2 separate regions of the Homo sapiens genome follow, and region 1 is linked to region 2. The links are chromatin contacts, found by Hi-C or POLR2A ChIA-PET in ENCODE. All regions are on one chromosome and are shown on one strand. The core of a region is the stretch at or near the end of the contact, and the rest is flanking DNA. Distances in the headings are between cores, read along the strand shown.

Region 1 (3,091 bases), core at 337-2,836, 170 kb before region 2:
GCCTCTTAACCTTCTGGGTACAACCTCTATATTTGTCTTCTGGCTAAAATCATTTCCCCACCCCCAGCCCAGTCCTTTGGACTCTCCCAGGCCAATTCCTGGCAAGATCTTTGTCGAACTGTATTTGCAAACCAGGGTCTGGGGCACGGTGGCAGTTCCTTCGTCTGCTGTTCCCTTAATTTCGTCTGGTTTCACTGGCTCCAGGACAGCACACGGTCTAGAGTGGGAAGAGTGAGGCATTCACCTTGGTGAAAAACAACTCAGTAATTAAGACAAATGATTTTTCATGTACTATTTTAAAAAAATCAGAAGCAATGCAAAAATCCATGATGAACAAATGATCAACATTTGAAATACAGACAGGATCCCAACCTGCACTTGCATGACCTTGTCTCGCTTGCCTCACCCTAAACCCAGCCTTGACACTCCAATTAAACTTTATTTACAAAACAAGGGGGCCGGCCAGTAGGATGTAGTTTGCCCATACGACTTTTTTAAAGTATCGCATTGACTACTGTTTATCTCGATGACTGAAGGGTTCTTTTGGCATCCCTGTAGCAAATGCGTCTCACCCTAGTCCTGGTCCTGCTCCAAGGGTTTTTGTCCAGGCACATCGTGACCTCACCCTTCCTCCCCTCTCCGAGGCCTCTCTCAGGGTCCAGCGTTCAAGTCCCGGGTGTTCTCTGGACCCGCCCCTTCCTCTCGCCGGGTCAGGTGCCGAGGGCGAGCACGGGCGGCGCGGAGAGCAGTCCCGGCCCGCCCTCCACGACTCCTCCTCCTGCGAGCTGGGCCACTCAGCGGCTCTGCCGCCCAGCGCGCCGGGGCCCAGACCCCGCCCCGGCCCCGCCTCCGACGCCTGCCGCTCCAGCTCCGGCTCCCCCTATATAAATCGGCCATTTGCTTCGCTCCGCCCCGCAGCGCCGGAGTCAAAGCCGGTTCCCGGCCCAGTCCCGTCCTGCAGCAGTCTGCCTCCTCTTTCAACATGACAGATGCCGCTGTGTCCTTCGCCAAGGACTTCCTGGCAGGTGGAGTGGCCGCAGCCATCTCCAAGACGGCGGTAGCGCCCATCGAGCGGGTCAAGCTGCTGCTGCAGGTACGTCCTGGGATCCAGGAGCCCAACCAGGAAGTGGGGGGAAGGGTCGCACAGAAGGCGGGCGCCCGAGGGGTGGCGGGGAGCGAACTCTAAAGACATGGCCAGGGAAGCGGCTTAGGAGAGGCCAGAGCGGGGCGCAGAGGCAGAACAGAAGTCAAACTGGTGGGAGGCGCCTTTAGTGACCTGAAGTAGTGAGTCTAGGAAGGGGCCGGGGGCAGAGGGCAGGACCAGGCTCTCGGCATCTCCGAGGCGGCGGACTCGGATGGAGCAGTTTCTGAGTGACGGCCTCCCCGGGCCTGGGCGTCAAGGGCGAAGGCCGAAAGCCGGCGTTAGAAAGAGGAACGCCAGTTCTTACCGAAGACCTCAAGGTCGCGGCAAGGAGATAACTGCCCGGGGGAGGCCATGCGCCCGGGTCCAGCGGCCTCCCAGCCCGCGGACGCGCTCAAACCTCGCCGGGCCGGAAGCCGGCGCCGGGAAGCGCGTGTGCCTTTTACGTCCGCCCCCGCGCAGCCGCGGCCGCTGCCGCCGCGTCTCCGCCTGCCTCCCTGCGCCGCGCGCTCTCCAGTGCCGGCTCTAGAGGGCGCTCCTGGGCTAGCGTGTAGGGCTGGCGGCGGCGGCGCTCGGGTCACCTCTGGGAGCGGAGTGGGGGCGGAGCGAGACGGAAGCAGCTCAGGAGACTTGAGGCGTAGGCTGCGGTCCCCAAGGTGACCGCGCCCTATGTGGGACTCGCCCTAATGCCTCTGAACCTGGGTTTGAGGTAATGACCTTTCTCCTAGGTCTGAAGGTCACGGGTCCGCTGGAGGATGCCCCCTCTCCACTCAGAGGGGTGGAGGCTTAATGCTACTGGTGCAGATCACCTCTTCCCCTGTGACAGCCTCAGAGGGTTGGGAGGGTCCAGCCAGTATGATATACGAAGACTAGATTTGAGAGAGGGGAGCCTACCTTAAAGGGCATTGATCGAGATGGCATAAGCTCTTCTCTTTCCCTTCCCCATGGTTATAACTGTCCCTGTTGGCTTCCTTCCTGTCTGTTAGGTGCAGCATGCCAGCAAGCAGATCACTGCAGATAAGCAATACAAAGGCATTATAGACTGCGTGGTCCGTATTCCCAAGGAGCAGGGAGTTCTGTCCTTCTGGCGCGGTAACCTGGCCAATGTCATCAGATACTTCCCCACCCAGGCTCTTAACTTCGCCTTCAAAGATAAATACAAGCAGATCTTCCTGGGTGGTGTGGACAAGAGAACCCAGTTTTGGCTCTACTTTGCAGGGAATCTGGCATCGGGTGGTGCCGCAGGGGCCACATCCCTGTGTTTTGTGTACCCTCTTGATTTTGCCCGTACCCGTCTAGCAGCTGATGTGGGTAAAGCTGGAGCTGAAAGGGAATTCCGAGGCCTCGGTGACTGCCTGGTTAAGATCTACAAATCTGATGGGATTAAGGGCCTGTACCAAGGCTTTAACGTGTCTGTGCAGGGTATTATCATCTACCGAGCCGCCTACTTCGGTATCTATGACACTGCAAAGGGTAAGTTTGCTGTGGGCTTTAACGTTGTGTTCTTAGGAGACAGTTTAAAAGAGCATTGTACCAACCTAACAGTCCAAGAGCTAAAGAGTTGTTTTTTTAATTGCTAAAGGAAGCCAAGATCATCCAATGCAACCCTTGTGTACAGATGACGTGTTTAGGGGATGTGGGGAAAGGAAGTCAGTAAAACTCTGCTTTTTGGTAAAAGCATCTCTTTCCTATTCCCAGGAATGCTTCCGGATCCCAAGAACACTCACATCGTCATCAGCTGGATGATCGCACAGACTGTCACTGCTGTTGCCGGGTTGACTTCCTATCCATTTGACACTGTTCGCCGCCGCATGATGATGCAGTCAGGGCGCAAAGGAAGTAAGTTCCACTTGAGCAGAAGATAAAGTTGTAGTCGTGGGGCAATCTGCTGCCACAAACTGGTGATACATACCTTTAAAATGGCTGTCTGTCCAAGTCAAGGGATGGGGT
Region 2 (3,160 bases), core at 19-2,518:
GGGATGTCTGAGTGGACATCCAGGATGCAGTTGGATTAATGGGTTTAGACCTCAGAAGTAAGACTAGCTTGGGAACCATCTACTTCTAGGTGGTAATTAGGGCTGTGAGAGTAGAAAGAACCAGCTGCAAAGAGAACAGAAAGTGAAAGGAGCAGAGGCTCTAGGAAAGAATCCCGGGGGGTATATCAACATTTAAAGGAGTAAGGTGAAGAAAACGAGCCTGCAAAGGAGGCTGAGAAGAAATAGTAGGAGAGATAGGAATAGAATCAGCCAGGCCAGTGCTAGAAAAGCCAAAGGCAGAGAGCATTTCAAGGAGGCAGTGGGGAATGGCATAAAGTGCTGCGTTGATATCAAATAAGATGGAAACCAAAGGCCACATTGAACTTGGCCACAAGTCTGCGATTCCTGGCCTTGGAGAGAGGCATTTGAGTGGTTATGCTGGGGACAGAAGCCAGACTGCAGTGGATTGAGGAATGAATGAGAGATGGGGAAGAGGAACCAGTAAACATAGAACAACTCTTTCTCCTCATCCTGTCAAGGACTTCTTGACAGGACAGAGGCTGGTAAGAAAGAGCAGGGTTAAGGGAGAGTTTCTTCAGCACAAGAATGCTTACATGCAGCATGGGAAGGAGCTGGCAGAGAAGGAGTGAAGAAGGCGAAGACACAGGAAACAGAGGTATTCAGGATGGAGTGAAGGAGGAGGGAAGGAGACAAAATGACCAGGTGGAGGCACACCTACTCCTCTACAAATGCAGATGAAAGCTGCAGGTGGGGAAGACAGCCAGGGAGCTCCCACCAGAAAAAGACAAGCATGGCTTCCCCCAGCCCCACCTGTCAGTATATAGGGCATGAGCCTGTCCCTCCTGAAGCAAATATCCCCAAGGGACTGGTTAGGCTCTGACTCCAGGCCAGCTTTAGGCTGTGCACAGGTAGAGTAAGATCTCAGAGGCTCTTTGAAAGCCTTTTTAACTGGTAGACATCTCCCTCACTTGCTTATTAATGCCTGACCACCATAAAGGGCACCACGTGGTAATTTCAACTGTGGGGCTTATTTCACACATCACGCATATAGATCAGACACTTCTACTTGGCGCATTACTCCTCTCTGCATAATAACCTGCTTTCAAAAACATTCCCCTTCTCTAAAAGCATTCTGATTTAAGAAATATGGCAGTGATGATCAACATCCTGCGGTCAAAACAGAACTTGCACTTGAATGCAGACACTAAGGACAGCAATTGGAGAGCCTGCAGTTCATCGATGCATGGCAAGGGCATGCTACCTGGTCCTATCTGGGTTTGAGAATGGGGAAATGGGTAAAGAACAGACTAGAAACCTGTCTGAGCGCCAGGAGCCTGATGAAGAAAGAGGGGCAGAGGACAGTTACCAACTGCCACCTCGTGGAACAGGGCCCCAGCTTGGGGATTCCCCCCAGCGCAGCTGCTTGGAGCTGTCATGGATGCGTGCATGTGTGTGTGGTGATCAGCCTTGCTGGTCCTCTGGGCATCCTCCCTTCCCTTGCCCTTAAAAGCAAGGCGGCGGTACTTCCCAAGCCTGCTCCCCACAGCTCTCCTGGCAGGTGTGCAGAGGCAAAGGGTGAACAGGCAAGCAGAACTGGCAAGTGAGTCGCCCCTGCTCCTTGAGGTCTTAGCACCCGTGTCTCGCCTCCCCTGTGAATTCTCCAGGGGAAGGCTTCCACACCACCTGAGTGGGCTGAGCTGAGCTGGGCTGGGCTGGGCTGGGCTGGCAGGAGCGGTACCTGAAGGGTTTGCTGTCAGGGTCGGTGTCCTTGAAGCCCATCTCCTCCAGCTTACAGCGGCGATACAGCTCATAGTGCCGGGTGTGGGTCTGCTCCCGCAGATCCTCCATGTTGACCCGAATCAGCATCTCCCGCAGCTTCACAAAGTCGCAGTGGGCCTCGTTTTCAACTGCATAGCAGGATTTGGGGTATTGAAAGTATGTTGAAAGGAAGGCCAGCAGAAGCAGAAATGGATGAAACGAGAGGCAAAATGTCTAACAGTGACGTTGCCTTGCAATCTGTGTATTTAGATCCTGCAAATTTACCTCCTCTCTTTTCTACTGAAAATGTAAATGAAAGGTTACAAAAATGCCAGTAATGAAAAACTGTGATATCATAAAAATACTTATTAAGACAGTCAGTAGCACCACAATCTAAATTCAGCAGTCAGAACCCTCAAAAGAATGTTTGGTCTGCACCACTTGTAGGACAACAGCATATATGCATCTGTCCATCCATCCATCCATCCATCCACTCATCCATCCATCCATCTATCCATCCATCCATCCATCCATCCATCCATCCACTCATCCATCCATCCATCCATCCATCTATCCATCCATCCATCCACTCATCCATCCATCTATCTATCCATCCATCCATCCATCCATCCATCCATCCATCCATCCATCCAATCAATATTTGTGGAATCTCTGTTCCCAGTATTGTGTGAGGCACTGGGAATTCAGAAACGAAGTGATGGAATCTTGCTCTCAGGAGCTTATAGTTTAGAGGAAGAATAGATACAAATAGACAAATACAATTCAGTGCACAACTACAAAAATAGAGGGATAGCCAAGTTGCAATAAAGCTCAGAAGAGGGGAACCTAAGAACTCCTGGGAAAGTGAAGACTTCACCGAAGAGAAAATCTCTAAGATGACTCTGGAAGGAAGAATAGCAATTTATCAGCCAGAGAAGGGAATGGTGTTTGCAAAGTGTCAATGAGGCTAGGCAAGGTTATGTAGCTAGTAAGTTGCAGAATTAGGGTTCAAACCCAGGCAATGTAGGGGAGGTGACAAAGTCTCCAAAGAATAAGGGGAAAGAACTAGGATATTGATAGATGACAGTGACAAGGAGGGGTGTGGACCGCAGGCATGGCCCACCTGGATGGTAGAAGCTTCCAAGGAGGTGGTTTCTTTAGAAGGTAGATAATGGCCTGACAGTAGCAGTGGTGACTAGGAGCAAGGGGACCCCACTTTCTGGCCTGTGTGAACAAGTCCCCTCCTCAAAAGAGTGCAAGCAAAGGTCTGCAATTTGGGGCAGTGGTCAAGAATGACAGATGTGGACCAAGTCATAGCAAAATCGATTTCTGGCTGGACCAGGTCACGAGGAGCACTTTGTCAAGGTGGCTACAGGTATGG

The links. A loop is a pair of places that touch in the nucleus more often than their neighbours do. ChIA-PET counts read pairs that join two places held with the same protein, here RNA polymerase II (POLR2A). Pooled maps may share reads with other maps.
Region 1: a pooled map shows a loop between it and region 2 (4-fold over the local background). The contact joins the promoter of SLC25A5-AS1 here to the enhancer-like site in region 2. A Hi-C loop is called at or near these places in 6 of 50 pooled maps. POLR2A ChIA-PET finds 5 or more read pairs at or near these places in 5 of 52 experiments (B cell, BJ, Caco-2 and 2 more).

Annotation. Positions count from the first base shown.
Region 1 is chrX:119,467,534-119,470,624 of GRCh38, forward strand. It overlaps SLC25A5-AS1 (SLC25A5 antisense RNA 1), which reads right to left and starts at 1,587. Exons shown (of 1, transcript NR_028443.1): 1 at 1-1,587. SLC25A5 (solute carrier family 25 member 5) reads left to right here and starts at 911. Exons shown (of 4, transcript NM_001152.5): 1 at 911-1,093; 2 at 2,128-2,614; 3 at 2,840-2,980. The coding sequence starts at 983. RefSeq lists silencers at 591-970, 1,461-1,700.
Region 2 is chrX:119,635,268-119,638,427 of GRCh38, forward strand. It overlaps SEPTIN6 (septin 6), which reads right to left. Exons shown (of 11, transcript NM_145799.4): 7 at 1,760-1,928. Among named protein-coding and RNA genes, the nearest start is that of MIR766, 10 kb to the right of the region's middle. Within about 2 kb of position 1,269, at least 3 of the 41 ENCODE cell types and tissues checked have a DNase peak (open chromatin) inside an H3K27ac peak, as active enhancers do; they include B cell, where a contact is called at or near this core.